2 separate regions of the Homo sapiens genome follow, and region 2 is linked to region 1. Evidence: chromatin loops called from intact Hi-C (ENCODE). Cell type or tissue: natural killer cell. All regions are shown on one strand. Links, peaks and the distances in the headings refer to the core of each region. The heading gives the core; the rest is flanking DNA. Region 1 overlaps SLC35E2B (solute carrier family 35 member E2B). Region 2 holds the start of MIB2 (MIB E3 ubiquitin protein ligase 2).

Region 1 (15,902 bases), core at 4,135-12,134:
GGTCAGGAGTTCGAGACCAGCCTGGCCAACATGGTGAAAACCCGTCTCTACTAAAAATACAAAATCAGCAGGGTTTGGTGGCACGTGCATGTAATCCCCACTACCCGGGAGGCTGAGGCAGGAGAATCGCTTGAACCTGGGAGGCGAAGGTTGTGGTGAGCCAAGATCGTGCCATTGCACTCCAGCCTGGGCAACAAGAGTGAAACTCCATCTAAAAATGAAATGAAAATACAAAAATTCACTGGGCGTGGTGGCGGGTGCCTGTAATCCCAGCTACTCAGGAGGCTGAGGCAGGAGAATCACTTGAACCCGGGAGGTAGAGGTTGCAGTGAGCTGAGATCGCGCCATTGCACTCCAGCCTGGGCGACAGAGCGAGACTCCGTCTCAAGAAAAGAAAAGGGAAAAAAGCATGTTTAGAACTCGGTATTTGTTTGGAGCTCCTGTGTCTGGAGCTACTTGTGTGTCTGGAGCCCTTGTGTCCATCACCTGCGTACCCACATCCAGCGTCCATGCACCCGAGTTCCCAGGGCTTGTTCTGCTTCTCCCCTCAGGGTGATTGTGTCGTTTGTTTGATCTGTGGTGTGGTTCATGCATTCGTGTTCGTGTTCCATTTCAGAGACCCTTTTCCCCTACCCTTGTTGATTTAATTATTTTTGCTTTTTAAGCAAGCGACATATTTTCATGGTTCTGAAAGTCAGACCTGGAGCCGCCCCCACCTCACTGCACTGCACTCCTGCCTGCCCTGTCACTGAAGAGTCTCCTTATTCTTGGGTATATCCTTCCTGTATTTCTTTTTCCTTTTCTTTTTTTTTTTTTTTTTTCTGAGAAAACGTTTCACTGTGTCGCCCAGGCTGGAGTGCAGTGGTGAGATCACGGTCACTGCAGGCTCATCCTCCCAGACTCAAGCAGTCCCCCCACCTCAGCTGGGCACACAGGCGCACACCACCGTGCCCAGGCCTAATTTTTGTACTTTTTTGGTAGAGATGAGGTTTCGTCATATTACCCAGGCTGGTATTGAACTCCTGGGCTCAAGCAATCCTCCTGCCTCGGTCTCCCAAAGTGCTAGGATTACAAGCATGAACCAACACACCTGGGCAAAAAATGCTCCAACTTTTTTTTTTTTTTTTGAGACGGAGTTTTTGCTCTTGTTGCCCAGGCTGGAGTGCAATGGCGCAATCTTGGCTCACTGCAACCTCCACCTCCCAGGTTCAAGTGATTCTCCTGCCTAAGCCTCCCAAGTAGCTGGGACTACAGGCATGCGCCACCACGCCCGGCTAATTTTGTATTTTTTTAGTAGAGACAGGGTTTCTTCATGTTGATCAGGCTGGTCTCGAACTCCCAACCTCAGGTGATCTGCCCGCCTTGGGCTCCCAAAGTGCTGGGATTACAGGTGGGAACCACTGCACCCGCTGGCTGTCCTGTTTTTTTTTTTTTTTTTTTTTTTTTGAGATGGAGTCTCGCTCTGTTGCCCAGGCTGGAGTGCAATGGCGCGATCTCGGCTCACTGCAAGCTCTGTCTCCCAGGTTCACGCCATTCTTCTGCCTCAGCCTGCCAAGTAGCTGGGACTGCAGGCACCCACCACCACGCCCAGCTAATTTTTGTATTTTTAGTGGAGACGGGGTTTCACCATGTAGGCCAGGATGGTCTCAATCTCCTGACCTTGTGATCCACCCGCCTCGGCCTCCCACAGTGCTGGGATGACAGGCGTGAGCCACTGTGCCCAGCCTCCTGGGATGACAGGCGTGAGCCCCCGCGCCCGGCCTCCTATTCTTAATTTCCAAGGCCCACTTGGGTTGTGGGTGGTCCCCACTTACCATGGTCTGAGTTGTGATTTTCTGACTTTATGATGGTGGGAAAGCAAACGCCTTCAGCAGAAACGCTGCCCTGAGCTCACAGCCGTCCTCTCTCTCACTTCCGGTGGGGTTGTCTGAATTTCACGAGCGGCTCAGCGCGCTTATAGCCACTCTGCATTAGGCGGCTTAGCCCAAATGTCACTGATGTGGGTGTCAGCACGCGGAGGTGGATGAGGCACATTAAGAGCCAAAGGACGGGCTGGGGGCTGTCTGTGGAGATGTCAGTGGCCTTGAAAAGACAGTGCACTGGGGCAAGCGTCTCACGACTGCTGAGTGTCTACCCTGCGGCCCACGGGTCTCCTGGGCTGTGCCCCAGACGTGAGTGGACAGCAAGCGATCCTCCCTCCTCGGCCTTCCAAAGTACTGGGGTTCTAGGTGTGGGCCACCGCCGCTGGCCAAACATGAAGGTTTGACTTACAACTTTGTGGTCTCTGGTCTGAACAGGCACCTGCACCTGGAGGACTCTGAGACCCTGTTTCCAACCATGATGTTTTGCACTTGTGCTCTGATATGAAATGTGTTTGGTCTTTGTTCCTGGTTCCTGGCACAGAAGCTCCTCGAAGCCTTGGAATTTCCTGAGTGACAGGAGTGGTTCAGATCACCCCGGAGCTTATGCTGATCACACCTGAGCTTATGCTGATGAGGCAGGGGGTGGGGCCCTGGAGAGCGGGGGTAGGGGGGACTGGTCGCCAGAACACCAGGTGACCCCAGGATTGGAGGCTGGGAGCTTTGAGCCCCACCCGCCAACCTCAGGGACGCAGCGAGCGAAGGTGGAGATTAAACGCTGTAAAAACCCGTGAATGAGAGATGAAAGAGTGGGATGGTCTTCGGATTGTGGTGCTGGGGGCAGGGGGTGGCGCCCAGAGAGGGCCTGAAACCCAGCACCTGCCCAGGCCTTGCCTGCGCGTCTCTGCGGCCGGCTGCTCCTCTGTTTTCTTTTAACGTAAGTGCTTTCTGCAGTTCTGTAGGGCAGTCCTGTCAAACTCATTGATCCTCAGGAGGGTGTCGTGGGAACCCCGATGTATAGCTGCCGGTCAGAAGCACGGCCCACAGGCTGACCAGCATCTGAGGAGGGGGCAGTCTTGTGGGATCCAGCCCTCGCCGCAGGGGACCTGGCACTCTCCCCAGGGGGACGGCTTCGGGAGGGAATTGAACCAGAGGACACACAGCTAGTGTCTGTGGAGAATTGCTCAACGTGGAAATAACCTGCATCTCCTGTGGGAAGTGTTGTGTGGGAGTGCAGAGAAACTGTGCATTCCTCACAGGACTTTATTTATTTGCTTGTTTATTTATTTGTTTGTTTTTGGAGACAGAGTCTCGCTCTGTCCCCCAGGCTGGAGTGCAATGTCTCGATGTCGGCTCACTGCGATTTCCACCTCCAGGGTTCAAGCAATTCTCCTGCCTCAACCTCTTGAGTAGGTGGGATTACAGGTGCCCACAACCACACCTGGCTAATTTTTATATTTTTAGTAGAGACGGGGTTTCACCTTGTTGGCCAGATTGGTCTCGAACTCCTGACCTCAAGTGATCCACCTGCCTCCAAAGTGCTGGGATTACAGGCGTGAGCCACCAAGCCCGGCCTCCCCCATGTAAACCTTGAACTCTCGGAACTACTTAGGAAGGACCCCGGGCTGTGATCTCTCACAACTACTTAGGGAGGACCCCGGAACCCCCTGGCTGCTCAGCTGGGTTCCAGCACCTGAAGGTGCTGTTGCTTTCCCCTGGGGCCCGTCCCCGAGATGAGAGGAGCACGTGCTGGAATTCCCTCTTTCAGGCACTTTCATGCTTTTATTTCTACACGTGGTGCTTCCCGCACAGCTGACAGCGCATGGTGGAGCCGAGTCGTGCGTTTCTGTCTGTGATTCGTCCCTCAGTCTTCCCCCGCTCCGGTGGGTTTGGGCTTGGGGTCCGTCCCTTTGACACTGGGACTGAGCCCCTCATTTCCATCGTAGCTTCAGCTCCATCAATAAGGTGTTTGTTTCTACTGTTGACAGGCACGTAGGTTGGCATTCTTTTGGTGTTTGCTTTGTCTTGTTTTGCTACTAACAAAAAATGCTCATTAAACACCCACCTCCAAGACTTCTATGAGAAGGTGTGAAGAGCCCACCCATTTTCCCGGGACCGTTTGGCCCTCTGTGACCCAAGTCAGCCTCGGCGAAGTGCTTTATTTTCTTGTTTTTTGTCGCTCCCTGTCACCCGCATGACCTCTGAAAGGTTGCACCCAGCCGGGCACGGTCACTCATGCCTGTAATCCCAGTTCTATGGGAGGCCAAGGCGGGCGAATCACATGAGGTCAGGAGATTGAGACCAACCTGGGCAACATGGTGAAACCCTGTCTCTTCTTTTTTTTTTTTTTTTTTTTTTTTTTTTTTTTTTTTTTTTTTTTTTTTTTTTGAGACAGAGTGTTGCTCTGTCGCCCAGGCTGGAGTGAGTGCAGTGGCGCGATCTCGGCTCGCTGCAAGCTCCACCTCCCGGGTTCACACCGTTCTCCTGCCTCAGCCTCCTGAGTAGCTGGGACTACAGGCGCCCGCCACCACGCCTGGCTAATTTTTTGTATTTTTAGTAGAGACAGAATTTCACAGTGTTAGTCAGGATAGTCTCCATCTCCTGACCTCGGGATCCCTCTGCCTCAGCCTCCCAAAGTGCTGGGATTACAGGCGTGAGCCACCACGCCCGGCCTAAATCCTATCTCTTCTAAAAGTACAAAAATTAGCCAGGCTTGGTGGCGCATGCCTATAATTCCAGCTGCCCGAGAGGCTGAGGCATGCGAATCCCTTGAATCCAAGAAGTGGGGGCTACGGTGAGCTGAGATTGTGCCACTGCACTCTAGCCTGGGCGACAGAGTAAGAGTCCCTCTCAAAAAAGAAAAGAAAAGAGGCCGGGCGCGGTGGCTCACGCCTGTAGTCCCAGCACTTTGGGAGGCCTAGGTGGGTGGATCACGAGGTCAGGAGATCGAGACCATCCTGGGTAACATGGTGAAACCCTGTCTCTACTAAAAAAATACAAAAAAAAACAAAATTAGCCAGGCGTGGTGGCGGGCGCCTGTAGTCCCAGCTACTTCAGAGGCTGAGGCAGGAGAATGGTGTGAACCCAGGAGGCAGAGCTTGCAGTGAGCCAAGATCATGCCATTGCACTCCAGTCTGGCTGACAGAGCGAGACTCTATCTCGAAAAAAAGAAAAGGAAAAGGAAAGAAAGGTCTCACTAGACAGTTTCAGGCCGGAATCTGTTTGCATTTGTACCGTCAGGAATTTCCAGCCTGGGAACAGTCAGTGACAGGAACGAACCGTGGGTGCCTCTGCAGGGGTGGCTCCTGCCTGGCTGCCCTTGAGTTGGCTGAGGAGCTGAGAACTTGGACTTCAGGATTCTCTGACTTCACTGGTCTGACGTGGAGCTCCCAGTGTTTGAATAAGAAGCGGCTGGGCGTGGTGGCAGGCGCCTGTAATCCCAGTTACTCGGGAGGCTGAGGCAGGAGAATCCCTTGAACCTGGGAGGTGGAGGTTGCAGTGAGCCGAGATTATGCCACTAAACTCCAGCCTGGGCGACAGATCGAGATTCCATCTAAAAAAAAAAAAAAAAGAATAAGCAGCCAGCCTCAGGCATTTACGCAGGGACAGGTGTTTACGTGGGGGGAAGATTAGATATCGCCTCCTCCTGCGGCCTTGGAGCTGTGGGGACAGGGATGCTGGGGGTGAGGACGGTTCATGGTAGTGAAGTCCTGCAGATTGGGAGGGGAATGGAGACCCCGGGACCACGTGGGCTCAACTGCAGGGACGGGACAGTCACCCACACAGAGCCGGGGCAGGGCTGTGGGAGCACAGGTCGGTGTGACGTTGGCTGGGGCTCAGCATGCGTGTCCCAGGGCTGGGCAGTTCCACTCCTGCACGTAGACACAGACGAGGATGCTCCTAGTAGCCCGTCCCAAGTGCTTCTTGCCAGAATGGGTCCATTTGTCCAGTGGGCTGCTGTGCAGTGATCGGACAGAGAACCCGCGTCCCAGCGCAGCTGCATGGAGAGGCCTTTGTTTGCAGTCGGCTTCTTGTTTAAGCTCTTTTAATTTTTTTTAACTTTTTTTTAATTTTTAGAGTCAGGGTCTTGCTCTGTTGCCCAGGCTGGAGTTCAGTGGCACAATCACGGCTCACTGCAGCCTTGACCTCTCTTGTTCAAGCAATCCTCCCACCCCAGCCTCCTAAGTAGTTAGGACTACAGACATGCACCACCATGCCCGGCTACATTAAAAAAAAATTTTTTTTTTTTGAGACGGAGTTTCACTCTTGTTGCCCAGGCTGGAGTACAACGGTGTGATCTCGGCTCACCGCAACCTCCGCCTCCCGGGTTCAAGCGATTCTCCTGCCTCAGCCTCCTGAGTAGCTGGGATTACAGGCATCCACTACGCCCGGCTAATTTTGTATTTTTAGTAGAGACGGGGTTTCTCCACGTTGGTCAGGCTGGTCTTGAACTCCTGACCTCATGATCCACCCTCCTCGGCCTCCCAAAGTGCTGGGATTACAGGTGTGAGCCATCGCGCCCAGCATTTTTTTTTTTTTTTTTTTTGACGGGAGTCTCGCTCTGTTGCTCAGGCTGGGGTGCAATGGCGCGATCTCAGCTCACTGCAAGCTCTGCCTTCCAGGTTCAAGTGATTCTCCTGCCTCAGCCTCCCGAGTAGCTGGGATTACAGGTGCCAGCCACCACACCCGGCTGATTTTTTTTTTGTACTTTTAGTAGAGACGGGGTTTTGCTGTGTTTGCCAGGCTGGTCATGAACTCCTGAGCTCAGGTGATCCGCCCACCTTGGCCTCCCAAAGTGCTGGGATTCCAGGTGTGAGCCACGGCGCCTGGCCCAGAACCTTAAGTTCTTGATGTACAGAGAACGGCAGCGTCAGTGAAGTGTGATTTCTGTTTTTTTGTTTCCACTAATTGTGAGCAAACATTAGGGTGGGGACTGGGCTGCTTGTGTGGGTCCCACAGGCTTCTTGGAGCACAGTGTCAGCAGAGAAGGGGAATGGGGGTCCTCATTGCGGGGAGCAGTTTTGCCTGGGATGCTGTGAGTTTCTCAGAGGGAAGCTAAGTGGACAGACTGTTCTGGCAAGAGGGAGATGCTTGCCTTTTGAATTCCAGGTTTGCCTCGACGTCAGGTGGGACGTGACTGGCGTCGTCTGCACACGCCCGAGCCCACGTGCTGTTCCTTGCTCCTGGAGGGGTTTCTTGAGCGTGGCCTCCTTGCCATGTAAATGAATTTGGTTTTAGAAACTCGCTGGTGGTGGCAGAGCCTGTGTAGCGGGTGCTGTGACAGCGTCCCCAGCCAGGGGGCAGCCTTCGAGGTGGGAGGGAGAGGTCAAGGGCCGTGAGGCCTAGTGAGGTGGGGAGTGAGATCCACGCCTGCCATGAGCTCCACCCCTGCCTTGCGGAGCCCTGTCGCGAGTGCTCTGTCCTTTTGCTCTGCCGCACCCTTTGTTGTTGGATTTTCACCTCAGGAAAGCCAGGTAGCTGCTCCACCCCCAGCCAGGGCCCATCAGTCCGGGAAACTGGCACAAAGTCTCCTAGCTCCCTGGCTCAGGGCCCAGCCAGTCCTAGCTCCAGGGAGGCTGCAGCCCATGGAGGTTTAGCTCCCAGCTTGTTGTCACCCCAGGCTAAGCAGTGGGACTGTGCTGCTGAACAGGAAGAAGGGAATGGTGTCTTTGTGGAGATCTGGCACTGTCAGTGGCCCGAGGAGTGGATGAGTCCTTTGTTATTCCGAGGCTGTGGGAACTGGTGGAGGGGTCGGCCTTCTCCTCACTGAGGCCTGGGGTGCCCTTGGAGGCAGCTGTCCTGGTGCACCGAGGGGTCAGGGCACACATGGGTGGCCTGGGAGCGTCTGGGTGGCACTGAGCTGGCGGTGTGATGGGCAGACGGGGAGACCTGGGTGCACAGACACACACAGCAGGGGGAGGGGAGGAGAGAGAGGAAGGCTGCAGAGGCCCTGGCATTGCCGCCACTGGGGAGAGGGCAGAAGCGCCTGTTCCCGGGTATGGGGAGGCCAAGTTTCAGGCACCTCTGAGCACTGCTGGGCAGGTGAGCTGGGGGAGAGGCCGGCCTGAGCACCCAGGCGAGGTCTTCATGGGGGAGGGGGTGGCGTGCGTCCCTCAGTGTGAACACAGAATATTTATGTATACATATGGCACGCACGCAAGTGCATAAACATAAACACAGAAGGAGGTCACGAATGAGGTGGGAACCCCAGTTTCCCGGGGGAGAAGTGAGACGAGGAGGGGTACTGGGTCGGGCAGCACGGCCGGCACCACACGCTCCCAGAGCGCCTTGGTGAGACAGGATGGGCGCCCCTTCAGATGCACAGCCTCCCCCGAAGCAGGAAGAGAAACCCAGGTGTGAGAAACAGGAAATCGGGCTGCCTGAGCGCTGGGATTGAGACCTGGGGGAGGTGGGGTCTCGGTGCTGCGGAGTCACAGTGGCGTCTGTGCAAAGCCCCAGCTGGGGGGATGATTCCCACTGGACCTCAGGAGGAAACGGCTGTTCTGACCTTCCTGGAGCTCGTGGGAAGGGAGGGGGTGTCTCGCCCCGAAGCCACAGTCGCCTGAGCGTGAAGCGGGTGTAAGTGTGGTTTTATACCACGGAGTCTGTCTAGAAAGTAGCATGGAACTTTAGGAGGCCGAGGTGGGCGGTTCACGAGGTCAGGAGATCGAGACCATCCTGGCTAACACGGTGAAAACCCGTCTCTACTAAAAAAAAAAAAATTACAAAAAATTAGCCGGACGTGGTGGCGGACGCCTGTCGTCCCAGCTACTCGGGAGCCTGAGGCAGGAGAATGGCGAGAACCCGGGAGGCGGAGCTTGCAGTGAGCCCAGATCACGCCTCTGCACTTCAGCCTGGGCGACAGAGCAATACTCCGTCTCAAAAAAAAAAAAAAAAAGGAAAAAGAAAGTAGCATGGAATTAGTCCTGGGCACCCGACAGCGGCAGCCACAAAGCCCATCGAGAAGGTGCAGCTGCCAGGCAGGGCGTGAAGGACCCACAGCCCCAGGTCTGCCAGGACGACAGTCAAGTGTGCCAGGAGACCGTCTCTCAAGAGCAAGGATCCGCCAACACGCGCAGAGAAAAACGGGATTCAATTGCTAAAAATCTTTGGACAGTGAACGATTGCATTTTCTTTTTTTCTTTTCTTGAGACAGAGTCTCACTCTGTCACTGAGGCTGGAGTGCAGTGGTATCATGTCGGCTCACTGCAACCTCCGTCTCCTGGGTTCAAGCAATTCTTCTGCCTCAGCCTCCCGAGTAGCTGGGATTACAGGCGCCGGCCACCATGCCCTGCTAGTTTTTATATTTTTAGTAGAGACGGGGTTTCGTCATGTTGGCCAGGGTGGTCTCGAACTCCTGACCTAAGGTGATCCACCTGCCTCGGCCTCCCAAAGTGCTGGGATTACAGGTGTGAGCCACCGTGCCCGGCCCAATTGCATTTTCAAAGTGATTTTAAATTGGTGGTTGAAACCTTTGAGGACATTAAATGTTCAAAACGGGTGATGTGTTTCCTTTTCTTAATATTTTAGCGTCTGCTTCTGCGCTTTGCCTGGGAGAGGCCCTGGTGGCCTCGTTCCTGGCGCCCGGAGTCCCTGCTGCGGCCCCACCCCCGGGCGGTCACGGTGACCCATGCTGCCCAGCCTGGAGGTAAAATCGTTCGTGGCTGTGGCTTCAGCATGTCGTCCTCGGTGAAAACCCCAGCACTGGAAGAGCTGGTTCCTGGCTCCGAAGAGAAGCCGAAAGGCAGGTCGCCTCTCAGCTGGGGCTCTCTGTTTGGTCACCGAAGTGAGAAGATTGTTTTTGCCAAGAGCGACGGCGGCACAGATGAGAACGTACTGACCGTCACCATCACGGAGACCACGGTCATCGAGTCAGACTTGGGTGTGTGGAGCTCGCGGGCGCTGCTCTACCTCACGCTGTGGTTCTTCTTCAGCTTCTGCACGCTCTTCCTCAACAAGTACATCCTGTCCCTGCTGGGAGGCGAGCCCAGCATGCTAGGTAGGCGGCGGCTCGGGCAGGGTGGAAGCCGGCCACCTGCCACCCCACAGGGAGCAGCCAGCAACCACCCGGGAGGGCCGGGGGAGCCCAGGTCAGGATGGGAGGCCGGGGGTGGAGCCCACTGCAGGCATGGGAGGGGTGATTCTCCCTCTTGTCTTCGGCCCCCTCCCTCCCGCAGGTGCGGTGCAGATGCTGTCCACCACGGTTATCGGGTGTGTGAAAACCCTCGTTCCTTGCTGTTTGTATCAGCACAAGGCCCGGCTTTCCTACCCACCCAACTTCCTTATGACGATGCTGTTTGTGGGTCTGATGAGGTAAAGAATCTCCTGGTTTTGGTTGAGTGTCTCTTTTTCTTTAAATGTAAAGTCCCTCTCGTTACTAGAGCGGGGACTCTGCTGGCTGGTGAGTTTTCAGTGCAGACTTTATAAAAGCACCAGGGCTGTCCAGATTTCAGGACACCAAATGAATGTGGCTTCGTGGCTCTCACTGCCACGTGTGTTCAGTCAGCTTCTTTCCGGGCTGGTGGTCTCAGGACAGGGTGCCTCCTTGTCTCTGGGACGTTTTCAAGGGGTGGCAGAAGTCACTTCCCATTGGACGCAGTGCCGTTTCCTGGGGGCTCGACCTAAAGCGTCACAGAAGCGGGTCCAGGCACCATGTTGGTGATGAGGAGGTGGGCGGAGAGGGGCCGACGTGCCAACCGAGCGAGCGAGCCCCTTGGAGAGCCTGCCCGGTGGGTGCAGGCAGACAGACTCGTTCTAAGGTGATGGTGCTTTTGGCTCATTTTTAGGTTTGCAACTGTGGTTTTGGGTTTGGTCAGCCTGAAAAATGTGGCGGTTTCGTTTGCTGAGACGGTGAAGAGCTCCGCCCCCATCTTCACGGTGATCATGTCTCGGATGATTCTGGGGGAGTACACAGGTGAGGCCCCCGGGCCCCGCCCCTCCGCCTGCGCCCCACCATCCCAGGCCTCCATCCGTGGTGCCCGTCTCTGCTGCCTGCCATGGGGCTCTGCCGCGAGGACCACTCAGAGTGGTGCCCACACTGGCAGTGCCTTCACTTCTCTCACGGTCACATGTGCGGGGGTGTCTTGGAGCCTGGCGTCTGCCAGGTATTCTCACACTGGCATGCGGAGGTCAGGGCAGGGTTGTGTCTGTGGCCCTAACTGGGTGGGGAGACAGGTGGGGGCTGGGCAGATTCCTGGCAAGCAAGATTACTGCAGGTGCCAATCACTGATCCGAAGAGGACGGGTGGGGGCCGCCTTCGGCCAGCACCACACAGGCGGCCGTGGCTCCTGGTCCGTGGGCCCTCCTGTGCCAGCACCCCACAGCCTCTCCAGCACCCGCCACCACAGGCCTGTCCTGGGCCCCAGCCCCTGACCTCAGCTGCAACCCAGGCTCCTGCCTCTCCCACCTCTTAATGACTCACAGGCGATTTCCAGCGACATGTCAGCCCCATGTCGCGTACCCAGTGTGGCTGCATGAAAACCAGCGAGGAGCAGAGGCGCCCACAGAGCGCGGCGTCTTGAACGGAGTCGGGGGGTGCACACGTGTTCGCTTATTTAAGAAACTACAAGATCTTAAGGCCGAGGGAAGTGTCTGTCTGCCTTTGGGGACGGGAGGAGGCCGAGGGTCCAGGATGGGGTTGGGCTTGCCCCACATGCACTTGAGACCCGCACACACGTTTAGGTGATTATAACAAAATCAAAGCCTAAAAGTCAACTCTGGTTTTTTTTTGTTTTTTTTTTTTTGTTTTTTTTATGTTTTTGAGACAGGGTCTTGCTCTGTCGCCCAGGCTGCAGTGCAGTGGCGAGGTCACGACTCACTGCAACCTCGGCCTCCCAGGCTTAGGCAATCCTCCCACCTCAGCCTGTTGGGTAGCTGGGACCTCAGGCATGTGCCACCATGCCCAGCTAATTTTTGTATTTTGTGTGTCTTTTTGTTTTTTCACTGTGAATATACGTTAGTCATTTTTCTTAACAATTGAAACTTGGAACTCTGGGGATTCAGAATTAACAGCCTTGGCTGTGAGCTTATCGATACCAGAAAAAGTTTGGACCTTGCGTTCCACGTTATTCTGCTGGGCTTTGTCCGAATGAACCCTTGTGAGCTGCTGTGTCCATTTCACGCCGATTCTCCTGCCCACAATTTCACCTGGGAAGACCGAGTCCTCGAGGATTGCGACGTGCGCAGCTGTCGGAGCGTGGATCCTGGGACGCTTTTGCTTATTTTTTGTACACCTTTTTTGAGTTGGTTTAGGCAGAATTTTCCTCTAAGCAATAGACGACATACTTACCAGTGAACTTTTTCTCCAATTCACGTACTAGCCAGACTTGGATGTTCTGGAATTATTTCAGTGGCAGAACAGGAACAAAGATTATGATAACTTCCTTTTTTTTTTCTTTTTTTTTTTTTTCTTTTTTGAGAGGAGTCTTGCTCTCTCGCCCAGGCTGGAGTGCAGTGGCACGATCTTGGCTCACTGCAAGCTCCATCTCCCGGGTTCTCGCCATTCTCCTGCTTCAGCCTCCTGAGTAGCTGGGACTACAGGCGCCCACCACTGCGTCCGTCTAATTTTTTGTATTTTTAGTAGAGACTGGGTTTCACCGTGTTAGCCAGGATGGTCTCGATCTCCTGACCTCGTTGATCCGCACGCCTCAGCCTCCCAAAGTGCTGGGATTACAGGTGTTAGCCACCACAGCCGGCCCTCTTTTTTTTGAGATGGAGTCTCGCTTTGTTGCCCAGGCTGGAGTGCAGTGGCGCAATCTTGGCTCACTGCAGCCTCTGCCTCCCGGGTTCAAGTGATTCTCCTGCTTCGGCCTCCTCTGAGTAGCTGGGATTACAGGCATGTGGCCCCACACCCAGCTAATTTTTGTATTTTTAGTAGAGATGGGGTTTCACCATGTTGGCCATGCTGGTCTTGAGCTCCTGACCTCGTGATCTGCCCGCCTCAGCCTCCCACAGTGCTGGGATTCCAGGCGTGAGCTGCTGCACCTGCCCATAATAACTTTCTCACCACCACCAACTTCAGTTTCCCTCACTGCTGTAATATTCAGCTCCCTGAGCTGGGCCTTGAGGTCCGAGTTCATCTCCAGCTCCAGAAGAATCTAAGAAGGCAAGAACACCAGGGTCAACCCTCAGTGCGTGTATGAGCACCCCCAGCCTCATTTTTGTGTTTTCTATAGAGATGGGGTCTCGCTGTGTTGCCCATGCTGGTCCTGAACTCCTTATCTCAAGTGATCCTCCTGCCTCGGCCTCCTAAAGTGCTGGGATTACAGCCATCAGCCGCCGTGTCCGGCTTTAAAAAGCAATCCTAAAAATCGTAAACAAAATGACACAGAGGAACCTTATTGCGCATCGAGCCATGCAAGAAAGGAGCCGTTTATTTCCAGCAAGTTTAAACATCGATTTGACCTCCAGCCATGGTCGATGAGATGTTAGAAAACCAACTCTCTTGCTGACAACAATGAGAAAATCTTGATACCATTTAGCAAAAAGAAGTCTGTGGGGGAGGCGTTGGAGAGTGACGGAACTGCCAGGGCCTGAGGCACCCGGCTTCCGGTGCCTCTGGCAGCCCAGAGAAGTGACTCTGTCTGTCTTAAGGCACCACCCTCCCCGGTGCATTTGCTGATGGTTTCTGAGCAGAGCAGTCTCCTGGGGCTGGAGGGGCACAAGCTGGAATGGGCGCCCCACCATGGGGACCCCCAGATGCCAGACCTTCAACTGAGATAGGAATCTGGTGCTGGATATAGGCGTCTATGGCACCCCAGCTGCATGTCAACAGCAGCAGCAAGCCCTCCTTGAAGGGTGAAACGGCATTCACAGTCTCCAGTTTTCTCTACAATTTTCATAAATGTTGTCCGTGATTCAACCAGAGTTTCCAGCAGAGGCCGAGACCAGGTGACGGCAGACGAGAGGACGCCCCTCTGGCTGGAGCCTCCCCGCACAGACTCGGGTCCCTCTGCTACGCCAGGGTCTCGACTGGGCAGTATCTGTGGGTTTCCCACGTTAACTTGTCTCAGGTTTCTCTTTCTTCTTTTGAGACAAGGTCTCACTCTATCGTCCAGGCTGGAGCGCAGTGGCATGGTCACAGCCCACTGCAGCCTCGGCCTCCCCCGTGCAGGTGATCTTCCCACCTCAGCCTCCCCAGTAGCCGGGACACACACCCAGCTAATTTTTGTATTGTTTGTAGAGGCGGGGTCTCACCTTTGCTCAGCCCTGTTCTTGAACCCCTGGGCTCAAGTGATCCTCCTGCCTCAGCCTCCCAAAGTGCTGGGATTACAGGTGTGAGCGGTGTTCCATAGATTTTTTAAAAATCCTTCACGTAAAAGTTTTTTGTTACATTTCAGAAGGAAACAGAAAAGCATAAATTCAATGTGGGCATCCCCCTCCCGGCCCACAGGGCCTCTTTCTCTGCAGTTCCCTGGGGACCATCTCCTTCACACTCACCGTTTCACAGGAGCGTTCACAGAATCAGGAAGGTTTCTGTGGCTCACCTGCCCATGGCTGGGGCTCAGTCTCTGGGGGACGCATCTCATGTAGAGTGAAAGGCGCCACCTTTGCCGTGGGGACGGGACTTATTTGCAGACACGGACTTTGATTTGCTTTATCTCACAATGTGAAGAAACTGACAAGTATTGTTTTTGAATTGAAGGAAGCATCCGTTCCTTTCATAAGAGGGGATGGAAACAGCCTGGCCCTCGGGAGGGAGCGTCCGCCCGGCGGGTCAGCCACTCACAGGGGCTGTCCTCTCGCCAGGGCTGCTGGTCAACCTCTCCCTCATCCCAGTCATGGGCGGGCTGGCGCTGTGCACGGCCACTGAGATCAGCTTCAATGTCCTGGGGTTCTCGGCCGCACTGTCCACCAACATCATGGACTGGTGAGTCACAGAGAAGGTGGGCGTGAGGGGGACGAGACCCGGTGCTCACCTGCATCTGGGTGTGCAGATTCTCAGGTGAGCTGAGAATTCCTCCCGTGAGCCAAAGCAGGTGCGTCCAATGCTGCCCTTTCCTAAAGAGCAAAACAACAGGTATCCCCGGCAGGTAAGTTTCTCAAAAATAAGCCGAAATTTCAGGATGGACGGTCTTGGTACTTAAAATGCTAACCATGGAGACACGGTTAGCTGACAAATGCTGAAATACGCAGATACGCTCAGCAGTGTGTCTCGCTCGGTGTGTCTTCATGCGGCTGCCAGAGCAGGGACAGTCCCCCAGCGGCAGGTTCTGCCTGTTTGGGAGCTGCGCGGCCTCCAGGTCGGGCGGATCCTCTGCTTCCTTGTGGCCATCTGTGTCCTGGTGTCACGATGGCAGGAAGGATGAGAGGCCGACTCCCACAGCGAGGACAGCGCGTGGCAGGCTCCCAGAGGAGAGGGCCCTGTTATTTACGTCTTTGTCACTCGGTAGAGAAGAGCGGTGGACGCTGCACTTCGGGGGCCGTTCAGATTCACCCAGAATTGGGCGTCCACCTCCCTGCCGTGCTGTTAATGGCCACACTCCAGCCCCGGCAAAACCTGCCCTTTGAGAATGACCGGCTTCTAGGCTTTTCCTGCTTTTGAGGAAAGAAAGGAAAAGACACCACCACTGGTGTCTGAGAGTTTATCATTATTACTGATAATCAAAACAGGTTTGTGGTGAGATTTTGAATAATACAGAAGTAAAAATAAAAATATGTTGGGCACAGTGGCTCACGCCTGTAATCCCAGCACTTTGGGAGGCCAAGGCGGGTGGATCACGAGGTCAGGAGATCGAGACCATCCTGGCTAACATGGTGAAACCCCGTCTCTACTAAAAATACAAAAGATTAGTCGGGCATAGTGGCGGACGCCTGTAGTCCCAGCTACTGGGGAGGCCGAGGAAAGAGAGTGGCGTGAACCTGGGAGGCGGAGCTTGCAGTGAGCCGAGATTGCGCCACTGCACTCCAGCCTGGGCGACAGAGCCAGACTCTGTCTCAAAAAAAAAAAAAAAATCTGTTGGGCGTGGTGGCTCACACTTGTAATCCCAGCACTTTGGGAGGCTGAGGCGGGTGGATCACTTGAGGTCAGGAGTTGGAGACCAG
Region 2 (13,832 bases), core at 3,692-11,691, 62 kb after region 1:
AAGGCCAAGGCCCCAGTGGCAAGGCCTGGGTACCCGCCGCACAGGAGCCGGTGCGGCCCGGGACTCACGGGCGCGAGTGAGCGGTCTCGTAGCGGTCGAAGGCGTGGGCGAGCTCATGCTTGTTGTGCATGTAGCACTGCGTGCAGAGGTCGTAGTCCAGGCACACACGGCACTTCCAGCGCATCCCCCGCAGCCCGTGCTTCTTGCAGCAGTCACAGATGATGTTGGGGTGCCGGACGCCTGGGGGTGGGGTGGGGTCAGAGGGGCGTTCCCGCCCCCGGGTCCTGCCCGTCCCGCCTGCCCTTGGCGCGCACCGATCTGGGCGTTGTCGTACAGCAGCAGGTCGTGCGCGCCCTGGTAGCCGGCGCGGTAGTTGGTGCGCGTGCCCTGGTCCCACTGCACGACCACTGTGCGGTCGGGTGTCGAGGGGCTGCCGTGGCGGCCAAGCTCCACCACCGTGCCCACGCCGCCCTCGCCGCCGTCCTGCTGGCCCCACTTCCAGTCCACGCCGCGCACCACCCGCATGCCCACCTGCACGCCCGCCTGGGGGTCTGGGTCCATGTTGGGCGGGGCTGCTCGGGACCTGTGGGCAGAGGGGTCCATGGTGGGCCGGGCTGCTCGGGACCTGTGGGCAGAGGGTATTCTCAGGCCACCATGGGACACTCCCGGTCAGAGTGGGCTCCGCGGGAGAGCAGAGAGGCCCAACGGGGCAGGCAGGCTGGTTCAAGCCCTAGGGCCCAAGGAGGCCCGCAGTCTGGCACCAGGGAGGCCGGTGGGAAAGGCGGGCGCCGTGCCAGCCTGGCGCGGGAACTGCAGGGTGGTCTGGGCCCAGGGATCAGGGAGCCTGGCCCCGGGGGCTTCATGAAAGGTTCACAAATAACGCTCTCGGAAGAAAACCACCATCTCTTCCCACAGCCAATTAATGAGCTGGACACTGGACTTCACTAAAGTAAGAGCTGCCGTCCCCCGAGACACTCACATGGTTGGACGGGCAGTGGCAAGTGAGCAGACACCGTGACACGCGTCCCTCAGAGGACTCGTGTCCACACAGGGCGAGGAACTCCTATGATCCACACGAAAACGTCAGACAACCCAACAGAAAAACGGCAAACACGATGCAGGCGCCGTACAAGACCAGCAGGCATCGGCCAGCGGGACCAGGAGGCATCTGTCCCCAGACACTGCTCCTGGGGGACACCAGCTTTGGGCCCTGCACGTCAGGGACAGTGCAGCGAGGCCACACAGCACCACAGAGCCTTCTCTGGAAAAGTGGCCCTGGCCACGCAAGGCACTCACGACAGAGGCCGGATACTCGAGCAGAGGCAGGTTCCTGGGTCCTCAGTGGCCACGGGGTCCTGAAGCGGGGCTGAGTCCCAACCAAGCAGGGACCCACTCGCCACACAGAGCACAAGCCAGAGCTCACCAGCAGATGGAGGGAAGTAGCCAAGTGCAAACGCCATGCCAGGCGGCTCCGTTTATACAAAGGTGCAAATCCAGGCTGCCGGAGGCAGGGATGGAGTCAGCCACAGGGCTCGAGGCCCAGGACTGCTAATCCCCAGTCTGGGCGCTGACCCCCGAGAGCTCACTCTGCAGACGTGAGTCACCGTGGGCTGCCTCTCTCCACCATGCTGGGCTTCAGCACAGTCTCGTTAACAAGAAGAATGGATGTGAACATTAAGAGGGAAAATCAGAAGGTGGAGGCTACAGCTGGCTGTGATCGCACCACTACACTCCAGCCTGGCGGGGAGGGGAGGGCCACCACTCAATTTTCATTAAACCACTAGGACCCCATGGCCAGGGAAGGAGGCAGCCCAGGAACACTGCCTGAAGCAGAGGTGGGGGACACGGCAGTCCCAGGAGGCTGGAGGGACCCCTGAGACTGGGTGGATGTGGCTGAGGATGGGAGGGGGCCCTGCCAACTCCAGGACACAGGCCAGCCTGGGCCTCACAGGCCAGCCCTCCACCTGGGCAGCACTGCAACCCAGTGCTTTGCATCTCAGGCCAGTTCAGGAGACACCCTGGCCCGGGAGAGGCTGCAGGTGAGCAGTGAGGAGGGGCCACAGCAAAGCCCCCGACTCCTGCTCTGACTCAGGGGCCTGAGCCCCACAGGTTGTCCCCCGAGCAAGGCCCGGTGAGGAGCCCAGCCCCACTCCGGAGACTGAGTCCAGTGCAGAGGCTCTGCCTGCAGGGCTGGGCTCCCGATCCGTGCCCCCGATCCGTGCCCCGGCTGCGAGTTGGAGCACAGGACTCCCTCTAATTCTCAGGGGCACAAACTTCCTGGCCAGCTTGGCCTCTCCAATGCTCCCTCCTCACCCTGCCCAGGACCGCGAGAGCTTCCACAGGAATGGGTGGATGTTTTACAAGCACAGCTCTCCCTGTCAGTGACTAAGAGGAGCCCCCACCCAGCAGCCGGGCTCTGCTTCTTCAGGGAAACCCCACATGGCCTCATCTGTCCAGAGGCCTCACCTGTCGGGTGACGCTGCCTCCCTCACCTGTCGGGTGACGCTGCCGAGATGTGCACCAAGGCCTGGGCCAGGGCAGGCTCCAGCACCGGGGCTTCCTTTTCCTGTGGCACCAGTGAGCCCCAGACAAGGAGAGGGGTCCCGTGGGCAGCTCCACAGCCATCAGGGAAGGCAGCTGGCTCTGCCCTCCCCACGGCCTCCTGCAGCCTCCCGGCTGGGCCTCCGCATGAGCGGCTTCCACAGCCGGCAGCCAGAGAAACCCCACCTTGCCCTCGGAGGCCCCGCGGAGCCAGGAGCCCACCCACCACCCAGGGTGACCCACAGGCCCTCCCCATGGGCCCCTGTGGCACTATTCCCCTCGCGGGGCCTCTGAGGGCAGCCCCCAGGTGGTGCACTGCTGCGTCCTGTTTGGCCAGGACCCCACCAGCTTCAGCTTTGACTGAATGGCTGCATGAATGAAACATAAGAACCAGAGAGAATCTGTGCCAGGCTTCTGTGACAGCGGCAGCCCCTGTGTCCCGAGGACCCGCCCAGCACAGGCCGCTTCTAGCCATCCCAGCGCTGACTGCGCCTCACCCAGAGCATGTCCAGGTGGACACAGTTCCACCGGCCAGCCCAGCTCCATGGCCCCACCTGGGTCATGACACTTGACTCTCCAGATCTCTGCAGACCCTCCCATCCCCACTGGGGGCTGTCTTGGAGGGAGGTCACTCCCTCCTGCCCCAGCAGCTCCCCACTGCCTGCTCTGCCACCAGCTGGGGGGCAGGCTCTGCAGGGTTCCTGCTCCCAGGATCCACAAACTGACCTCAGCTTTTGCCCATGGAGCACCCAAGAAGGGTGAGGCATGGCCTGGGCTGAGCTCCCCCACTCCAGCCTCCTCTACACAGGGACCTTCGCCACAGAATGGCACAGGCCGGGGAGGCCGACGCAGCAGTCTGCTGGCGGGGGGACAAGTGAGAGGGGCACTGCTCCTTAGGGTTGCAGACCCCACCCCCTGCCAGGCCGTCCACCTCCACCAGATCCACACGCAACCTCCTCCTTGCCAGGATCCCACCAGAATCGGCCACAGCTGGAATCACACTAAGCCGGGGACTCCTCCCTGCCAAACACCTCCACTTAGCCAGAGCAGGGCTCATCACAGGCAGCCGCAGAACCGACTGGAGGTCTTTGCTAGTAGGGGACACGCATCTGCCGACCCCCGAGATGGGCCCGGCAATGGAGATGAAGGACTTGGGACCGCAAAAAAGCCAATGCCATGAGCCCACACTGTGATCCTTCTGCAGCAGGGGGCGCCTTCTGTCTCTGCGCCCAGACTCTCAGCCACAGCCAGCTTAGCCCAGGCCAGCGGCCACACCTGCCCGACCCGCTGGCCATATGCCATTGGACCTTTCCAAAAAGACAGGGGCAGGGTGCCCCATGTGTGAGCCAATGTGTCCTGTGCTTTGGCAAATCTTGCCCTTGGGGGGATGGGCAGAGGGCAGAGATGTCGGGGAGGTCACCAGCAGGGCCTCTGGGAATCAAGACCAAGCCTTGGCGGCCCCCGCGTCACAGGGGCAGTGGGGTGGAGTGCCAAGGCCATCAGCCTGAGACAGGGTAGCCTGTGCCCCAGACTGGCACCTGTCTGCAGCATGCCCGGTATTTTTAGCACAGCCAGGCAGCTCTCCAGCCCTGGCCCACAAACCCCCACCCTCCCAGAGGCTGTCCCTCATGGAAGCCCACCTGAGTTGGGGCACAACTGGGCTGAACACAGGCAGGGCTTCCTCCCTGGCCTCACTTCTTGTGCCTGGAACCAGCCCCCCACTTGCTGAGGGCTGCCCCAACAAGGGGGACGAGCCTGGACAGGGGAGCTGGGTGCGCCCACCCACTCCCACCTCTCCCCGGGGGCTGGGATGTGAGCACACAGGGGCCTGTAGACCCGGCGCCTCCTCAAGGCCTCCCCTGCAGGGCCCCCACCCCAAGGGTCTGGGGTCTGTCCCACTTCCAAGGCAGTCCCTTCTGTCCAGCATGGCACTGCCCTGGAGTGGCCGCCTCATCTGAGCGGGGTCTCCAGCCATGCCTGCCCGCCTGCCAACCCTTCTGCGGTGCCAGTGTGCAGACAGACCACATGCGCGTGGATCCCAGGCTCAGGAGCTCAGTATCCTGGACCCTCTGGAGGGGCCAGCAGTTTTGGTTTTTTTGAGACGTAATCTCGCTCTGTCGCCCAGGCTGGAGCGCAGTGGCGCAATCTCAGCTCACTGCAAGCTCCGCCTCCCAAGTTCACGCCATTCTCCTACCTCAGCCTCCCGAGTAGCTGGGACTACAGGCGTCTGCCACCACACCTGGCTCATTTTTTCTATTTTTTAGTAGAGACGGGGGTTTCACCGTGTTAGCCAGGATGGTCTCGATCTCCTGACCTCGTGATCCGCCCGCCTCGGCCTCCCAAAGTGCTGGGATTCCAGGTGTGAGCCACTGTGCCCGGCCGCCAGCAGCTTTTGAGGCTCTGCCGCCTTTCTCCTCAGCTCCTTCCTGCAGCTGCCTGCCTGGCTTTCTCACCATTGCCCCAGGGCCAGCAGTCACCCAAGACCTGCCACTGGGCTCCTGGCACCCTGGCCCCAGGGCTCAGTACCTGCCTCCGAAGGCCTCTCTAGGGGGTGTTTGTGGTGGGGGCAGGAGGCAGTAATGAGACCCCCACAGGCAGGGAGGAGGGGCACCCCGCCAGGACCCAGCACTTGTATCCCTTGGTCTCTTCTCAAAGGGGACAGAGTGCACCTGCTTAGGGGCGGGAGGATCCAGCCCAGCATCGAGGGGCCTGCCCCATTCCCATTGTTCATGAGAGGTGGGGGCTGTGGGGTCGCACAAGCAGCCTGCCCATGTCAGAGGGAAGCTTGTGGACAAAAGGGCTCATCCCTTGGGCTTCCCTGACCATCCTGTCCTCCTGGGGCCATGGGACAGGTTCTGGGCTGGGTCTGGGTCAAGCTGACCCCGAGGGTACTGGCCACAGGACCCATCCCCTGGGCAGGCCTGGGAGCAGGTGATGTGGGGCTGGCGCTTGGCACACCCGCTGCAGACCTCAGGTGAGGACTTCCTGGAGGCAGGTGAGGAACACCAGATTAGGGGTAGGAGTGGGGTGGGCAGCCTGGAAATCAAGCCCTCTAGGACAGATGTTCCCCCAAGGGCCCCTCACTCCCTCTGCCTCCACCCTGGACCTGTCCAGCATCCATTCCTTCCTGGAGAGCAGGAGGCCTCTGGGTTGCCCCCTCCTATTTTTCTGTTCTACACCCACAAGGCTCCAGGTGCAGAGGAGGGGACCCGTGGGACCTGATCACCCTGATCACCTGCCCACAGCGGGTGAGCTCTGGGCCAGAGGCTGCTATGGGAAGTGCAGATGTCCAAGGCTAGCCCTGCCCTCACACCAACCTGGCCAAGGTTTCCCAGAAAGACAAACCAGAGACAGCCACAGCCACAGCCCAGCACTGGTGGAGGGGCTCCAGGGAGCAGACCAGCAGACCAGAGCTGTGGCCACGCAGCCCCTGGTGTACATCGTGGCGTACATGGCTGTGGCCACTCCTGCTCCTCCTCTTGGAAACATACAGCCCAGGCTTCCGCTTCAGGATGCTGCCCCACAATGGGTATCTTCATCTCAGTCAGAAATTTACTCAGAGAGTTACCAAATGTTTTTTCCTTTGCCAGAAATGCTAGACTTTGCCATCTACCCACAGTTCACAGGCTGTGCCCCTGGCTGGCATCTGAACCCCGCTGCAGGCAACTGCTCCCGATGTTTAAAATGATGGAGGCAGTCAGGGTGTGAAGACTCGGGCGACAGATCGACAGATGTGCTTTGGCAAATCGGAACTTACCTCAGAGCACACACCAGCCTCGAGGCAGCGTCCCAGGCATTTAATTGCTACTTCCTGGGTCACAGATTCGCTCGGCTACCAGGCTTTCCTGTTGGAAGCTAAAGCCACTGGAGACACAACACAGCAAACCAGACGGGCAGCCAGCAAGCCAGGCTGGAGAAAATGGTTTCTAAAGGCAGTGTCACACATTTAGCATTTACCGTCTTAACCACGCAAGCAGACACCGGGTCTGTTCTATTGCTGCTTAGTTTCTCTTTTTCACAAGAAACTGCAAGCTCTCAGAGGGCAGGAGGACTTCCGAACCATCAGTCAGGAGAGTGTAGGAGGAGAGAGTTCCCTTATTGCAAGTATTTTATCGGAGAAGCTTTAAAAGCCATAGAAACCAAATCCTATTTAGCGAGAAAGTTAGCAAATTGCCTTTATTCAGAAGAAGCAAGTTACATGGAACTGGACATGAGGCTGCCCTCCTCCTTGCACCTCCAGCTGTGCCTAATGACACCGAAATGCCGCTGTGTGTGGCACGCCACAGGCCATGGAGTAGCTCCAGCTAACGCAGATGGACATCCCAGGTGCCCCAGGGAGATCAGGCCCACGGAGTGGGATGAAGCCCTGAGGCGGGGAGGCCAGCATGGAGACACCTGCTGAGGGAAAGCCCACGAGCGCTGCGGCCACCTCCAATCCTGCCCATCTGGGTGGAGACCTACAGGCACCCTGCAGGCTGGGGTGTCATCCCACTCACCGCCCAGGGCTGCCCTCGGCCAGGAGAGCGCCACATTCAGACACTTGTTGCATGTGAGGCAACAGGCCAGGGTGGAACCGGACAAAGGGGGCCTCCCGGGAAGGGCCAGGCTTGCCGGCGCTCCTGCGCTGCGGCCGCTCTGCCCCAATCCTGCAGGTGCCTATCAGAGGCCTGTCTGGCACCTCTGCTTTCTTCCTCCATGGGTTCCGAACTCAGAGAGGAGACGCGGGATTACTCACCACTCCCCTCCACTCGCATGCATGCTCAGACACAAACACAGCCTCTCTGACGTGGCTTCCACGGAGCCCCAAAGTGGGAGAGCCAAGTGCAAACTATCAGGCCGCGGACGATCAAGAGCTCACCTGTCCGGCCGTCCAGTCGCCCGCCGGGCCGCCTTGAGGCTCCTGGGCTGCAGCCCTGATGCCTGGAAACTTTGGGACTGGCCTCTAGCCTCGCTGGGCTTCCAACCCTGTGGCCGAGGGGAGATGCCAAGATGCACAGTTAGCACCTCGACCCGCGGCTCGGTCGCCTGTCTGCCCCCGGGGCTGCCCGCCGGCTCCAGGTCCACTCGGGCCCACGGCCGCGACACTCAGGGCCGCCGCCTGCCCGGATGGGCTCCCTGGGGTCTGAGCGCGCAGGAGCCGCCAGCGCCGGGCCCGTAATTGCGTGCGCCCGGGGTCTGGCGGCCGCGGCTCGCAGACGTCAGGAGGCTCCGGGACGCGCACGGGCGCCGGCGCAGGGGAACGGGCGGGCCAGGGGCGGGCACGGCGGGCACCCCCACCCGGAGCGCGCCCCGCCCCCTGTCATTCGTGCCCGTGGCTCGCGGAGGCCGCCCGGCCCTGTCCGCTGCCAGACCTTGCCAGGGCCGCGCAGTACCTGCCGACCCCAACTTGCCCGGACGTTTCCGTCCCGCCCGCTCCGCTCGGGGGCGCGGGACCGCCGGCCAGTCCGTCTGTCGGTCTGTCCCGGCGTTCGAGGCCACCCACCGGCCCCGACTGCTCAGCGGCGGCCAGGCCAGGCCAGAGCGCCTGCCGCGCGCCGCAGCCCACCCGGCCCGGACGACGACCCCAGCGCCGACCCCAGCGCCGCTGGCCCCGGGCCGCGCGAGGCCTGCCGGGAGCTGGAGTCCCGCGCGGGTGGCCGGACCACAACTCCCAGGAGGCCCCGCGGCGGCGCTGCGCGCGCAGCCCCAGCCCATCCCGTGCGGACCCTACGCCGAGTCCAGCCCGGGGCTGCTGGGCCAGCGGGAGCGGGAACCGGACGGCGCTCGCGTTCTGCCAGAGCGGAGAACGACTCGGGGACGGTGCGGAGGACCAGGGGAGGAGATCCGCGCCCGCACGCACCATCAGCCGAGAGGACGGCCCGCATCGCGCCAGTGACCTAGGAGCGACTCGGGGACGGCTTCGGGCTCCCAGGCCCTCCTGGGCCACCGGGCACTGAGGAGAGCGGCGGCTGGAAACTGTGGGACCCGAAGGGCGGGAGCCCAGGGCCCGCCCCCGCCGGAGCGCCCCCGCCATGGCCACGCCCCCGCCACGGGGATGGGCAGGGCAAGCACCGGAAGTGCGTCACGCGGGAGCGTCTGCGTCGCCTACCCTGCGTGGCGCAGCTAGGTTCCGAGCGGCTTAGCCTCCGGGCGCCTGCGCAGTGGCGGTCCTAGAGACGCACTCGGTTGCCATAGAGACGGGGGCTTGGGAGCGACGTCGCGCTCGCTGGCACTGGCGGCACTTGCCGCGCCGCAGCCACCTCTTTCCGACTCCACCAGTGCGGGCCCTATCCGGGGTTTTGAGTCACGCAGACCTGGACACAGCGAGAAACGGCAGTCCGGGCCCGTCCTCCCGCCCCGGGTTCTGCACCCCAGAGTTGGACGCTTGCTTCTCGCTTTCTCCTGAGAGAAGTCTCCGCGTTTCTGAACAATGCACTGCTAGTTTCTCATTTCTTTCTTTCTTTCTTTTTTTTTTTTTGGAGACGGAGCCTCGCCCTGTCGCCCAGGCTGGAGTGCAATGGCGCGATCTCGGCTCATTGCAACCTCCGCCTCCAGGGCTTAAACTATTCTCTTGCTTCAGCCTCCCGAGCAGCTGGGACTACAGGCATGCGCTACCACGCACAGCTAATTTTTGCATTTTTAGTCAAGACGGGGTTTCACCATTTTGGCCAGGCTGATTTCGAACTCCTGACCTCGTGATCTGCCCTCCTAGGGCTCCCAACGTGCTGGGATTATAGGCGTGAGCCACCGCGCCCGGCCTCTCATTTCTTAATTGTAGACATTGCGTACTTCCGGAGAAGGTCCCTGAGAACCTGGCTGATCTTCCCCGCTGCACCCCTCACGTGGTCCTGTTAGCTCCCAAACTGTCAACCTGAAAGGAAACCCAGAGGCAGGCTCTCCAGGACAAGTGAGTTAATCTGGGAATCGCAGGGGGTTGCAGCCTAGGCTGTTCGTGCCATGACAGATCATAGGCCTATCTGAGAGGGCCGGGCGAAGGGGAAAATACAGATGAGCTCACAAAAGTTGTTTTGTAACAAAAACCACTGGCTGTGGGCGCTTGCTGCAGGAGTGGGCGTTAGCTTGTTGTTGGAGAGAGCCTTACCAGGCCGACGTCCTTGTGCAAGCTGCTTATCTAGAATACTGCAGTCCTGAGGAATTTCCCTGCAGTAAGTCCGGTTACAGGCAAACGTGCAGGACGTGCAGGAGCGTCTTGTGAGGAGGCCTGCTGCAGGTATTCCTGCATGAGAGCTCCCCCTTCGTGGCCTCCCGACTCCATTTGTTTAGGGATTGGTGGAAGTAGTTCCATTTTGGTACCTGCAACTTTCACAGCTGTCGTGATGAAATCAGGCTTAGCTCTTCATGATTGAGTACCTGCTGTTCACTGCTACAGTATAAAACCATGCCACAATTCCTGTACAATCTTTTTTTTTCTTTTGAGTTAATAATTACCTAATATTTTCACATATCTAGCTTTTTACTAACCCATGGCCAGCCTTTTTTTCAAGTACCCCAACGTTTTCGCCACATGCCTAACGATACCGTTTTCCAAAGGCTCAAACACATCCGTTGTGTCTAACTGATTCTCCTGTTCCGACCTAGACCGATCACTTCCTGACCCGGCTGCACAGCTCTTATCTCGAGCTTTTCTCTGCTCTCATCCTTGAGACTCACTTTGTCTGTCTCCTTTCTTGGATTCCCTGTGTAAACGAAAAATAAAATCCTAAGCTCTCTACCAACTGTTTTTTGTTTTGTTTTGTATTTGAGACAGGGTCTTGCTCTGTTGCCCAGGCTGGAGTGCAGTGGCACTATCTTGGTTGACTGCAGCCTCTGCTTCCTGGATTCAAGTGATCCTCCCACCTCAGCCTCCTGAGTAGCTAGGACCACAGACATGCACCACCATGCCGGTTATTTTTAAATTTTTAGTAGAGACAGGGTGTCACCATGTTGCCCAGGCTGGTCTCAAACTCCTGGGCTATGCTGTTTGCTCACCTCTGCCTTCTGAAGTGCTGGGATTGGCTGGGTGCGATGGCTTCACGCCTGTAATCCCAGCAGTTTGGGAGGCTGAGGAGGGCAGATCACTTGAGGTCAGGAGTTCATGACCAACCTGACCAACATGGTGAAGCCCTGTCTCTACTAAAAATACAAAAATACAAAAAAAAAAAATATTAGCCAGGCATGGTGGTGCACGCCTGTAGTCCCAGCTACTTGGGAGGCTGAGGCAGGAGAATTGCTTGAGCCCAGGAGGTGGAGGTTGCAGTGAGCTGAGATCGTGACACTGCACTCCAGCCTGGGGAACAGAGCAAGAATCCGTCTCAAAAAAAAAAAAAAAAAAAGCCAGACGCGGTGGCTCATGCCTGCAATCCCAGCACTTTGGGAGGCCAAGGCAGGCAGATCATGAGGTCATAAGATCGAGACCAGCCTGGCCAACATGGTGAAACCCCGTCTCTACTAAAAATACAAAAATTAGCTGGGTGTGGTGGTGGGCACCTGTAATCCCAGCTACTTGGGAGGCTGAGCCAGGAGAATGGCTTGAACCCAGGAATCGGAGGTTACAGTGAGCCAAGATCATGCCACCGTACGCCAGCCTGGTGACAGAGGAAGACTCTGTCTCAAAAAAAAAAAAAAAGAAAAAAAACCAGCCAGGCACAGTGGCTCACGCCTGTAATCCCAACACTTTGTGAGGCCAAGGTGGGAGGATCACCTGTGGCCAGGAGTTGGAGACCAGCCTTGCCAACATGGCAAAACCCCATCTCTACTAAAAATACAAAAATTAGCCGGGCTTGGTGGTGCTCGCCTGTAGTCCCAGCTACTTGGGAGGCTGAGGTGGGAGAATTGCTTGAACCCAGGAGGCAGAGGTTGCAGTGAGCCAAGATCTGGCCACTGCACTCCAGCCTGGGTGACAGAGTGAGACTCCGTCTCAAAAACAAAAAAAACAAAAAAAAAAAAAGAAAAGAAAAAGAAAAAACAAAAGTGCTGGGATGTGAGCCACCACACCCAGCCAGCCCTCCACCAACTGAACAGATTCCCTTTTGACCAAGGGGACCCCAGAGAAATTTTTAAAACTGAGTTTCCAGCCGGGTGGATCCGCCTATAACCTATAAGCCCCCACTTCAAGATATCCCACCTTTTTAGGCCAAACCAACGTATACCTTCTATGTATGTATTTATGTCTTTGCTTATAACTCCTGCCTTTCTAAAGTGTACAAAACCAAACTAAACCGACCACTTCAGAACCACTTACTGAAGGCTTCTCGGATGTGTGTTTTCCTGGGGCCCACAGTCATTCATATTGGCTCAAAGTAAACCTTTTGAAAGTATTTTGTGAAGCTGGACATGGTGGCTCATGCCTGTAATCCCAGCCCTCTGGGAGGCTGAGGTGATTGGACCACTTGAGCCCAGGATTTAGAGACCATCCTGGGCAACATGTTGAAATCCCATCTCTACAAAATATACAAAACTTAGCTGGGTGTGGTGGCACGTGCCTATGGTTCCAGCTACTCTGGGGGCTGCGGTGGGAGGATCGTTTGAGCCTGGGAAACGGAGGCTGCAGTGAGCTGAGATCGCACCACTGCACTCTAACCTGGGCAACAGAATGAAGCCCTCTTTAAAAAAAAGAAGAGCCCGGGCGTGGTGGCTCACGCCTGTAATCCCAGCAGTTTGGGAGGCCGAGGCGGGCGGATCAGGAGGTCAGGAGTTCGAGACCAGCCTGAGGAACGTGGTGAAACCCCGTCTCTTACTAAAAACACAAAAATTACCTGGGCGTGGTGGCACACGCCTATAATCCCAGCTACTCAGGAGGCTGAGGCAGGAGAATCACTTGAATCCGGGACGCAGAGGCTGCAGTGAGCCAAGATTGCGCTGTTGCACTCCAGTCTGGGCAGCGAGAGCAAAACTCTGTCTCCAAAAAAAAAAAAAAAAAAAAAGAAGGAGGAAAGAATGTCTTATTCAGAGTTTGGCTTTTCTGTTAACAGCTGTTTCCTGGAATCTGCGTCCTCCTCCTTCTGGCTTTACTCCTTTACTTTGCTGAAGTAAGACCCCTAGTAACTTCCTGGGGAGGGCCCATGTCTGGACAGTTGCTTATTCTACTGGAAGGTTCACCAGAGCCCCTGCTTTCTCTCTGTGTCCTGCCTGAGAAGCACAGAGCCTGGCCCACTGCATGCTTTCCCTGCAGTCTTGAAGCCCGGCCAGGACCTTGAGTATTCTCAGTTACTGATGAACTAGGTTGTTGTCTGAAACACTGAGAGATCAAACATGTTGCTAAATATGTGGAAACAAGAGTCACATTTCTTAAATCCTCCTGTAAAACTCTCCACTCTAGCCCCTGGGTGCAGGCATTCCTAGGTGGAACCTCTCCATCTCTTGCTGTCAGCCCGAGGATGTGCTGCCTCCCTCTGTACATAAATTCCCCGAACAAATGCTTTGGGCCGATCACCCTGGCGTTTAGTGCTTCTTTTCTTTGGGACCAACCAGCCCCACCTCAGGATGGTTTGAGGCAGTCCCTTGTTGGAACTTGCCTGCTGCCACTTTTGGGGTGATTCTAGCTGTGGGCTGGAGGGATGAAACAGCAGCGTCGGCAGGATTCCAAAGAAATGGGCCGAGGGAACCAGAAGCAATGGGGAGACCCCCGGATGGCCACAAGATCCCTGCAGCCTGCTTGCTTCACGCCATCTCCTTGTACAGCAGCCTTAGGATTAAAACTCTCTTTCTGCTGCAACCCGTGGTGTTGGCGCAGTGACATTCCATGCATCAGGAAATGGGCCCGCTATGGCCACAACAGCAGAGAGATGACTCTCCAAAGAGTTTCTCCAGGAATGACGGGGAATTGCAGTTTGGGATATGCGTGCTATGGCAGACCACAGGCACATCCAGAGAGGCTGGGACAGGGGAAGCTTCTAAAAAAACAGAAAGGAGAAGCCCACCTAAGCTGCTTTGAAGCAAAGAGCATAGGTGACGGGGACTTTGTGTTAGTCCATTCTCACGGTCTTACGAAGAACTGCCTGAGACTGGGTAATTTATAAAGGAAAGAGGTTTACCTGACCCACAGTTCCACGTGGCTCAAGAAACTTAACAATCACAGCAGAAGGGGAAGTAAACACATCCTTCACCTGGCTGCAGGAGAGAAACCTGCTGAGCAAAGGGGAAAAGCTCCTTATAAAACTACCAGATGTCCTGAGAACTCACTGTCACGAGAACAGCATGGGGGTAACTGGCCCCATGATTCAATTACCTCCCACCAGGTCCCTCCCACAACACGTGGGGATTGTGGGAAATGCAAGATGAGATTTGGATGGGGACACAGCCAAACTGTATCA

Evidence for each region. A loop is a pair of places that touch in the nucleus more often than their neighbours do. Peaks named below come from ENCODE experiments on the same cell type or tissue, not always from the same donor. Only the 100,000 strongest peaks of a DNase experiment are listed, where the experiment ranks them.
Region 2: it touches region 1 in a loop (2.6-fold over the local background); 5 of 110 quality-filtered maps call a loop at or near these places.

The regions. Positions count from the first base shown.
Region 1 is chr1:1,670,334-1,686,235 of GRCh38, reverse strand. SLC35E2B (solute carrier family 35 member E2B) reads left to right here. Exons shown (of 10, transcript NM_001290264.2): 3 at 9,390-9,858; 4 at 10,037-10,172; 5 at 10,646-10,773; 6 at 14,607-14,727. The coding sequence starts at 9,537. It also overlaps the pseudogene LOC100288379. Among named protein-coding and RNA genes, the nearest start is that of SLC35E2B, 15 kb to the left of the region's middle. RefSeq lists a silencer at 5,632-5,926 and an enhancer at 8,182-8,231. In natural killer cell, for the core only: a CTCF peak has its summit at 7,156; DNase peaks (open chromatin) are centred at 7,165 and 8,275; H3K4me3 peaks cover 718 bases; H3K27ac peaks cover 1,704 bases.
Region 2 is chr1:1,610,182-1,624,013 of GRCh38, reverse strand. It overlaps MIB2 (MIB E3 ubiquitin protein ligase 2), which reads right to left and starts at 8,514. Exons shown (of 20, transcript NM_001170687.4): 1 at 8,381-8,514; 2 at 7,400-7,506; 3 at 315-583; 4 at 69-240. The coding sequence starts at 561. RefSeq lists silencers at 7,580-7,669, 7,700-8,749 and an enhancer at 8,850-9,019. In natural killer cell, for the core only: no CTCF peak of the experiment used is centred there; DNase peaks (open chromatin) are centred at 7,793, 8,193, 8,603, 9,473 and 1 weaker place; H3K4me3 peaks cover 1,823 bases; H3K27ac peaks cover 1,440 bases.